Regions from separate parts of the Homo sapiens genome. Here all the other regions are linked to region 1. A link is a contact called in ENCODE Hi-C data. All regions are on one chromosome and are shown on one strand. Each heading gives the region's core, a stretch centred on a gene start or an enhancer-like site at or near the end of the contact. The rest is flanking DNA. Distances are from core to core; before and after follow the strand shown.

Region 1 (3,196 bases), core at 508-3,007:
ATGTTTAGTGATAGTTAAGTAGAACTCCTGCTATTGCTCAATACACAGAACACTCATTAAATCAGCAGATGAGTAAAATGCAAAGTGAACCAAAATGCCAGTTACTGTGTTGCTGCGGGGCAGCATCAGAAGCCTGCAGTCTGAAGCATATGCTCCCAATTCTCAGATTTCTATAGCAGCATCTGAGAGAACACACAAGAAAAGAGGGAGGTTTCTTTGCTTTTGCCTATATTGGCCAGTATTCTCACATTTAGAATGCTTGATACCATAAGGTATAGTCGGCCAAATAGTTTGGTAGAAATGTTACAGACAGATCTGAAACAAATGATTCACTTAAAGTGCCTTCTATAAAGTAAATGCTGCTTAAATAATTCACTATTAATTGGACAGGTATTCTGCCTAGTAAAAACTGTGTTTGTATATTCTGTTTATCTATCTTCTTGCATTATTTGCTATTTATTTAAATCATCAATGGAGTTAAATCCAATGTGCAATTTTCCAATGTCCTGAGCCCTTCTGAAAATTGTATGCTTTGGAATGAAATTCTTCATGTGATTTCTCAAGTATTTTGAGGTAGGGTGGTTAGATGAACAACCAGAACATAACCCATTTTCAGCTGGGAGGATAGTCAAATAAACAAAAATATGTTTCTGAATGAAAGATATTCAAAGGAATACATATTACTGCATATTTTCAGTATGATTATGTAACAAGACTCCATTTCAAAGCTAACTTTTTGTTTGGATTACATGTGCAAAAAGGTCAGGGCTATGTTTTCTGTAGGAATTTTTACTTTTGCTTATTTGGAAGCAGTTAAAGGGCCAGAAATCCTGGCTATTTAGAGGCCTCTGTAAAGATGAAAACACATAAACACATTTAACAATAAATATTTGTATTTTAAATATAGGCATATTTTTGCTATACTATAGCTATTTCCTTCACTGCAAACCACTGGTTTAAGATTTCCTTTAATAATGAAGATATATTTCTAAAGAAATATATCTAGATAATCTATAAAATGGTTTTTAAATTGTTTCATAAATTGTAAAACAAATTGGCTGTCAACATGGAGAAACTCTCAATAGCCCAGGAAAACTCAGGCTTAAAAAGTTTCAAGGTTTCCTGGAACTTTCAATGTTTTCTGAAAATTTTCATCTCCAAATGTGCTCAATGTTAATAATTTTAGAGTCTAAAAATTGTGGCTGATCCTAAATATAAAACTAATTGACAACGACAATCTGGTTTCACTCATGGTAGACCTATTCTGGACCATTCAGAAAGTGATGAGGGACCCAAGGGGCAGATCCACAATTACCTTCCCTTACTTGGCCTTACTGGTCACTAAGCCTTTCCTAAAACCAAAGCTGCAAACAGTGCAACTGAAGTTTGAACTCCATTTCCTTCCACTCCTGCCCTACTTATTAGGTTGCACAGAAACAATAAAAGACCAAATGAGTTATAGCAGGACTGCTCTTACTTGAGAGGTAAGGGTATATTTATTTATAGTCCAGGGTCAAAGCTACTTCCTTAGATTGTGACCATCTTAAGAACAAAAAGTATCTAATCCAGTGTGAAATATAATGGTTCATACCTAGTACCATTAACTAATTAAAAACAGAAAGGAAAGACTGCAAATTTTTGATGATGAAGAAACCAAAGGTTCCCTGAAACTCTCAGTTTGAACCAAGGTCATTCGATATCATTAGCCAGAGTGTGGCTGAAAAGAGAAACCAGGAAGTGCTGAGTCATCGTGAGCATATGCAACATCCTCGTCAGCACTTCTGGTGCCAGATTCAAAGGTATGCGTACTTCCTTTGACCTGCTACTCTTCCATCCTTTTCTCAGTAACGCAGGGTAGGTCATGGAAAGCTAACTGCCACCAAGTTGAGAAGCAGCATGAACCCTAACAAATAACACTACTTAACACTGTCAATTCTATATGCTGGTCTCTAGATATGGCTATGAAAATAGATTGTTTGAAAATATATATGCGTGTGTATGTGTGTGTATATGTATATCATTTACTATCTGTCAGAATTAAGCCATTATACCTCTAGTTTCCAGTAAGTCAAGATAGCTTCCTCTTCAAATAAACAGCATGCCTTTGTCAGCATGCAGTTTATGTGCATTTAATTTGCCAAGCAGGTCTTACTAAAACAGTCAAATCCAAATGACCTTTGCATGACTGAAACACTTGTAGTATTAGGTAGAAAAACTATATAATAGGGGAAATAACACCCTGGAGTCAAAAGGCTTGTGGTCTAGTCCTGACTCTGCCAGCAGACAGTTGACCTTGAGCAAGTCATTTACGTTGTCTGTTTCTTTATCTGCAAGACGGGAATAACAATCCTCCCCCAGTCTCCCTCACTGCTGCTGTGAACGTAATTATATTAACAGCACTTAAGAAGTAGACAACTGTCATGACGAAAAGAAGTGATGAATTCATTACATATTTTTTAAAAAACAAAACTTCAGTCTCAGGCTAGCTTCTATGCATTTTATTAGAAACATACAATAATTTTACTGGATTTGAATGTTTAAGTTGTCACCCAGGTTGGAAGTGACATAAGAAGATAAACAGTAATAGTAAGTAGATGGGCAGAATTCAATAGTAAAGGGCTATATAAATATACTTCAAAAAAAGCAATTATAGGCCGGGTGCAGTGGCTCACGCCTGTAATCCCAGCACTTTGGGAGGCTGAGGTGGGCGGATCACGAGGTCAAGAGATTGAGACCATCCTAGCCAACATGGCGAAACCCCATCTAAAAATACAACAATTAGCTGGGCATGGTGGTGCGTGCCTGTAGTCCCAGCTACTCAGGAGGGTGAGGCAGGAGAATTGCTTGAACCCAGGAGGCGGAGGTTGCAGTGAGCCGAGATCGCGCCCGGTGACAGAATGAGAACCCCCCCAGCGCCAAAGAAAAAAAAAGGCAATTATATAGGAGAAATATCAAAATAATACTTTATTGAGAGAAAGAAAATTTGAAGTAACATAAATAATCAGTACCCAGCATTTTCTCATAGAATTTCCACAGGTCTCCAGCATTGCTTTCTGCAGTATTTTACTCATTGGACATTCTTCAGCTATATAAATAAGCATTGTGAACGAGCCTGGGATTCAACTACAGTTATAATGTTGTATCTACTAGAAATCCTGAGTGCTCAAACCCCAATGTAGCAGGGTACTTTAGGCAA
Region 2 (3,196 bases), core at 272-2,771, 2.1 Mb before region 1:
GTCAAGAGCTTGTGCTTTGTATTCAGAGTCCTGTAATCAATCCCATCTCCTGTGTTTATTTTCTGTGTGGCCTTGGACATGTTACTTAATTCATGTGTGCCTCAATGTAACCATCTGCAAAATTGAGATAATACTAGTCACCTTTCTTATGAGGTTGTTGTAGAGATTAATTGGGAAGCTATTTTTAAAGCATTTTTATAGTAATTTATGTAATAAGAGCTCAACAAGTTAGCCATCATCATCATTGTCATCTCATCTAGAAATCCTTGATTTCCATCTCTTTTCTATCAGCTGCATTATATCTTGCCCAAGATCCTTCTGTAGTTTGACTATAGAGCATATGTAATTATTTCTTAGTGTTATTGAGTCTGAGTGGATAAAAGGAGGATGTAACAGAAAGCTCCAATATCCTGTTTATCATCTGGCAGACTTTGGAAGGGTAAATGTTCTTTAGACTTACTTTTCGGCCCAGTTGATAACACATTTGCCCCAGCAGCTTATTCCTCAGGTAAATGAAATCTTGCTAAAAATACAAAGTTGACAGTGAAACGCTTCTGGAAGCACTGGGGTTTGTTTTCCGGTGACAGACAAACAGCAGGATGTGTGTATCCCACTGCTGTGCTCTATTCACCTTGCATCTCTCAGGCAGGATTTGGTATTGACTTTTCTCAGCTACAGGAAAGGTTTACAGAACTGGTCTTCATGAAATCAGTTAGGAGTGTTATTAATGGGTTACTGTCAAATTTATTATTGCTGAAATTTTGGCTCTTTATAATAGATGAATCAATTGTTAAAGCAACATTGAAAGATACTTCCATTTTCTCCTCAAAGGTTCATTGTTCCCAGTGTTCCTCTTCATAAGCTCTGTGTGGTTAGTGACCCATATATGATTCTCTGAAAATGTTAAGAGCTTCAAAAGTCAATTCTATATTGAGTGATGCCCTATATTTTCCTGAACACTTTGATGGAGTTTGCATCTAGATTTATTTTATAAGAAGAAAAACATTAAACTTTTAAACTTTATAACATCATTCTTGACATCAACCACTAAATTATTATCCAAGCACTAATAATACATTTATATTTTATTAAAAAGATGGCTATTGTAGATTTGGAGATGTATGTTGTATTTATATAGCCATCTGTTTCGGAGTAAGAAGATAGTACACAATTTTATTTCTCCTTTAGGGAAGGAATTTAAAAATATTTATAATCTTTATTTTTAAACGCTGTTCATATGGTTACTGGGGGAAAGAATTCAGATCCTAAAGGATCAGTCATATCTCCAGTAGTGTTTTCTCTTCAGTTTTCATGTTTTAATGTTATTGCACCTTCTGGATGCTGTATTTTACATGAGGGACAGAATAGTGAGCTACAGATATTTGAAAGGTGTAGACATGAAGGAAGAACTGGCCTGGTTTAGTACAAAGAAGCCAGGGGTGGTTTAGTGAAACTCAAAAGTGAAAACAAACAGAATTCAGAAGGCACTTGAGACTGTCTTTTGCACGGCCTTTGAGACAAGTGAGCTTCTGCAGTCCCTGTGATGTTTAAAAATACCCCTCAAACATTAAGCATATGTGTGTATAGGTAGAAAGCGTCCTGGACCATATTATTGATTTCAAGTCTATGAATCTGAGATCAGCCTCTTGTGTTTATTAGTGGTTAGTGCTTCTGACATGGTAGACATTTTTAGTTTTTAAATCAGAGTAGTTAACAGTCAGTCCCCTTCGCCAGCTTAGTTCATACTGCTATATGTTGTGGAGTCCTTTGGAAATACACTCTGTTTTCCCCTTTTCAGGTAGAACCCAAGGCAAAACCTAAAAAAGAAAAGCTATATTTAAACCTGTAAATCCTGTGGGAGAGGGAGAAAAAGTTTTTATTTGCAGGAATAGACCTTTTTTTTTTTTTTTTTTTCTAGAGTAAGAGTTTTAAGGGAATAGTGTCTTGATGAAGAAACTAATTAGCCATGCAGTGTGAGCCACTGTGTAGCTTGATTTTTCTATTTTGTAGAGAATAGGTATTCCATTTCCCCAGTGCAGCTATGGGAATTTTGTAGATTGGAAAACGCTGTGTTTTGTAGAATCTCAAAACAAAGTCACCCGCTTGCTCTGCTTGGAGCTTCTCATCTCTTGTGTCCCATTTCTGAGCCCTTTGGCTATAAATGTTTTGTTGAGGGGTGGGGGGAATATAGATATCAATTTTAATATTTCACCTCTTAACACGTACCATTTGGTCGTATGATATGAATTCTGCACTCCTGACTCTGTCTTTTTTCCATGATGGCATTTTAACCAGCATATAATTGTGGATGTCAACTGGAAGTCAGAAAATGTACATACCTTCTTCTTTCTCTTGTTGACCTTTTTGGGATATTTAATGTTTTTAGTGGAAACAGTGTCTGAAAGACATCTCATCTGGCTTTTCACATAATCAGAGTAGGATTTAACTGGAGTGGGAAATGTTCAGTTATGCCATTTGGGCCAAAGACTCCCCTCACACCCACACCAAAGGAGGACCTGTTTTAGGATACATGGTACTCTTCACAAATTTAAGTTCCTTTTCAAATTTCTTTTCTAGATCCTGAGGTGACTTCCTTCTAAGTTTTTCCTCCAAAGCTACCAAATAAACCCTAGTAAGTAGTAAGCAAAGCAAGATTCTGAATTCAATTCTACTTAGGATAATTTTGTAGTAATTGTTTTTATAGATATGATGGCTAGCAGCAAAACAATGTTCCTATATTAGAGACACATACATCTATAAATTTCTATGCAGGAAGTAATGTCATATATGCTGCTATAACCCATGTATATTCTTTCTTCTCTACTCATCACTCATTCCAATTCCATGGTTGTTTAAATTCATAAACATATTGGATGTATATTATTGCACATTTTATTTCAGAGCTGAAAATATATTGAGTTATCTGATAACTACCGTGAACTTTTGAGATAAGTTTGAGTAAAATATGTTACCGAAGGAGTAGTAAAATTTTTATCACTCATTGTACACAGAGACTGAAACAAATTTTCCCTCTAAATTTGCCCTCTCTACAATCACAATCTCTTATTGGACCATAACAGCAGAATATATCATTACATGGTTTAGTGCACCATGTCTCAAATTTCAAGGTGCACACAAATCACCCAGGGATCTTGTTAAAATTCAGATTCTGACTTGGTAGAACTGCAGTGGGTCT
Region 3 (3,196 bases), core at 290-2,789, 2.1 Mb before region 1:
TGCCCAGTTTTGTGCTTGAAACCCAGGCCCTGGTGGCCTAGGCACCGGCGGGAATCTCCTGGTCTTCCGGTTGCAAACACTGTGGTAAAAGCACAGTATCTGGGCCAGAGTGCACTGTTCCTCCCGGTACAGTCTCTCATGGCTTCACTTGGCTGGGGGAGGGAAATCCCTTTACCCCTTGCGCTTCCTGGGCAAGGCGATGCCCTACCCAGCTTTAGCCCTCCGTGGGCTGCACCAACTGTCCAACCAGTCCCAGTGAGATGAACCGGGTACCTCAGTTGGAAGTGTAGAAATCACCTGCCTTCCGTGTTGATCTCGCTGGGAGCTGCAGATGGGAGCTGTTCCTATTTGGCCATCTTGCCAGCAAATCCTGTCTGCTGCCTTTTTGTTCTCTCCCCTGTTGTGATAAGAAGGGGTACTTTATTATGTTTTTGTTTTTTTTTTTTTTTTTTTTTTTTGGTAGAAAGGTTAATTTCCACTGGATTCTGAATTGGGCAGAAAATGGAAACATTAACACTTTTTGCATAACGCCATTTTACATCCCCTGCAGCAGTGTAAAGATTTGATCAGTTAATTCCCATGGGAAGCATGGGAAAACAAGGGAGCCTTATAGACACGGGTGTTATTTTTAACAATGCTTAGAGGATGTAACAATGACTGATAAGCATCAAAGGAAGACCCTGTTTCCTTAAGGGTCACCATGATTTATGTCATACTTTTATTTTATCATTATTTCTTTTAAAATATTAGTTATCTTTTATAGGCTCCAAGAGTAGAGCTGAAAAGGAAGGAAAATGTGATAGAAGTGTGGCATTGCAGCCACTGTTTTAATGAGGAAAGCATTGTTTTTTGGAAATACTGTGGTAGAAACTATTTTAAAATATCATGCCTTCCCAGCCGTATACATCTATATGCTCTTCACATACAGGCCATTATATATTAGGAGCCTTGACTGAAATCAAGGAACCAAGAATGCCTTGACCTCAGTGGCCATCATGCTAATGTAACTGGCTGATTGGTTTTTTTCTTCAGATAGTGGCACTTTAAAATTCACGCAAAATATAAAGAATGAGGTTTTATTTATAGTGGTATATTTTAAGAGGGTGTTTAAGAGGTTTTTAAATTTGTTTCAGATGTATATTGAGTGCCCACTTTTCCTAGGACTAGTTCCTGTGTGGTGTTTAATACCGTCACTGATGTGACAAACCTTCCCTCCCCTATTCCTGCCACCTCCTCTAACCCAGCTGTGCTCCTCAGTAGCTGCAGTTCTTGGGAGTACTACAGGAGATTTCCTGTCTTGCTGGACCAATTTAGAAGGGATTTCATTGAGTTATGCTGTCATAAGCTGATCTTAAAGAGGGCATATTTTCAGAAACTCATATTTAGGTTAAGGTCCTCTCTACATTCCACAAATTGCTCCAAATTTACCTCTTTTCATCACCATAAAAATCTATATCCCATGATAGGCAGGCCTAATCTGGGAGATGTGGGAGGAGGGTGCAAACCTGCAAATGAGAGTTTCACTTCTGTTTTTAGATACTTGTTCTTAAGGTGTGGTTGGTGTGTCATCTTGGCGTTACTTCCTCTTCTGGGGAGTGGAAAATTCCCAGATTAGAACCAAGCCCCCTTGACAGGTTGTTACCATGTGTGGTGTTTGGATCCATACCTCTGCACAGCACCTAGATCTATTTTATAACCAAGTTACCTATCAATGATGCATTACCTTAGTGTGGCTGTAATAGGGCTATCAATGCTGGGTGATAAAGCTTGTTCTGGAGATCAAAGGCAAAATAAAAATTAGCCCAGTCAGGTTTGACTTTAAATCCTTATTTAATGGAGTCACGTGGTTCTGATTGAATCCTTCCTCTCTCACCCTCATACCCACTCTCACAATTACAGTATAATGTGCTGGAGAAGTGATTCTCCATTGTGGTTTTCCTCAATTCAGGGGGTACTCAACAATCTTAAGCAAGGGGTTATGTGTGAGGGTTAAAATCAGTTTTCAATGAAGTCAGTATGAAGCTATGGACATTCTTACTGGATATCAGGGTATCATTACAGTGAACACTGAAGTATACTCATGAAGTTTATAAAAATTGCAGTTCAGACACCCATCCTTGCTTCTGTGAGTGGGGTTTCAATAGAAGATAGACCGAAGCATGTTTAATATTTCCTCTATGTGGGTGAGGGTTAGGACTCTGTGTGAATATTCCACCAGTGTAATAGTAACAAAGAAAATAATTCTCAATTCTGATAATCTTGGCTTGAATTCTAGTTCTGCCAGTAACTATAGGATTTTAGATGAGTTACTTTATTTTTCCAGTCTATAAATTATTCATGTTCAAATGGGGATAGTAATAGAACCAACCTCATGGTGGTATTATAGAGATTAAGTTTATGTAATACATATAAAATGATTAGCTTAAGGTCTGATACATAATTACTTGATATTAGCTAGTTGTTATTATTATTACACAGACAATGAACTAGAGCTGTCAAGGGTTAAGAACACCTCTATGGCAGGGTGACAAACATTGTTCAGCTGGAACATTATGTGCACTTTTCATTATCCATGTCAGTGTTCCCCTCCGCTGGCCCAGATAATTGACGGTTCTCTATACTTTTATTCAGTTTTTTAAAAAAGTGTTAACATCATCTCATTAAATTTCACATCTCTATGCAGTTAGTGTCTGTTAGAAATTGCTGATTAGCCCTCTGTATTTCCACGTCTCTAAAGTGGTATCTCAAGCCTACACTCTAAGTAGGGAAGCGATAAGCAGAGAATAGTTGTCCCATAAAGCTGTTTCTCATCCATCCACACACCTGACATCAAAAAGCCAAAGATAATGTTTAAGGTTGACTACACCTTGGTTTGATCCAGTATCTTTATTTAAATGTGATGATTTAATAAAGTTGCAAGGAAAAAAAGACAAAGGACTCCACTTTAATTATAAACAAAAATCTCTCCTTCTGAATTATTCTTTTTTTTTTACTTATTTGATGGGAAGAATTTTATTATTGACCTCTTTAAATATTTGGCATTTGGATTCTTTATTTATGTGTACAGTAATTACAGATCAGACCATTTCTGCATACTTAAAATAGGAGACTCACTTTATAAGAATCTAACTCTCAAAGCGGAGACTGTCTCTTAGATGCATCCTATTCCATAGGACTGTTGTTTTGTAGACTAGGA

The links. Hi-C counts contacts between places; a loop is a spot of excess contacts on that map. Pooled maps may share reads with other maps.
Region 2: a map of OCI-LY7 shows a loop between it and region 1 (9-fold over the local background). The contact joins two enhancer-like sites. A Hi-C loop is called at or near these places in 1 of 168 maps with a recorded cell type or tissue (OCI-LY7) and 1 of 37 single-sample maps with no recorded cell type.
Region 3: a loop to region 1 is called in a map with no recorded cell type, with 4 times the contacts of the local background. The contact joins two enhancer-like sites. A Hi-C loop is called at or near these places in 2 of 37 single-sample maps with no recorded cell type and 1 of 50 pooled maps.

What each region holds. Positions count from the first base shown.
Region 1 is chr7:92,808,139-92,811,334 of GRCh38, forward strand. The region is part of intron 2 of CDK6 (cyclin dependent kinase 6); the gene reads right to left. Among named protein-coding and RNA genes, the nearest start is that of CDK6-AS1, 27 kb to the right of the region's middle. RefSeq lists enhancers at 1,244-2,443, 1,432-1,481, 1,672-1,816, 1,932-2,041 and a cis regulatory region at 1,739-1,749. Within about 2 kb of position 1,758, at least 28 of the 41 ENCODE cell types and tissues checked have a DNase peak (open chromatin) inside an H3K27ac peak, as active enhancers do; they include OCI-LY7, where a contact is called at or near this core.
Region 2 is chr7:90,713,763-90,716,958 of GRCh38, forward strand. The region is part of intron 2 of CDK14 (cyclin dependent kinase 14); the gene reads left to right. Among named protein-coding and RNA genes, the nearest start is that of CDK14, 120 kb to the left of the region's middle. Within about 2 kb of position 1,522, at least 2 of the 41 ENCODE cell types and tissues checked have a DNase peak (open chromatin) inside an H3K27ac peak, as active enhancers do; they include OCI-LY7, where a contact is called at or near this core.
Region 3 is chr7:90,735,917-90,739,112 of GRCh38, forward strand. All of the region lies in intron 3 of CDK14 (cyclin dependent kinase 14), which reads left to right. Among named protein-coding and RNA genes, the nearest start is that of CDK14, 140 kb to the left of the region's middle. RefSeq lists an enhancer at 1,430-1,719. Within about 2 kb of position 1,540, at least 4 of the 41 ENCODE cell types and tissues checked have a DNase peak (open chromatin) inside an H3K27ac peak, as active enhancers do.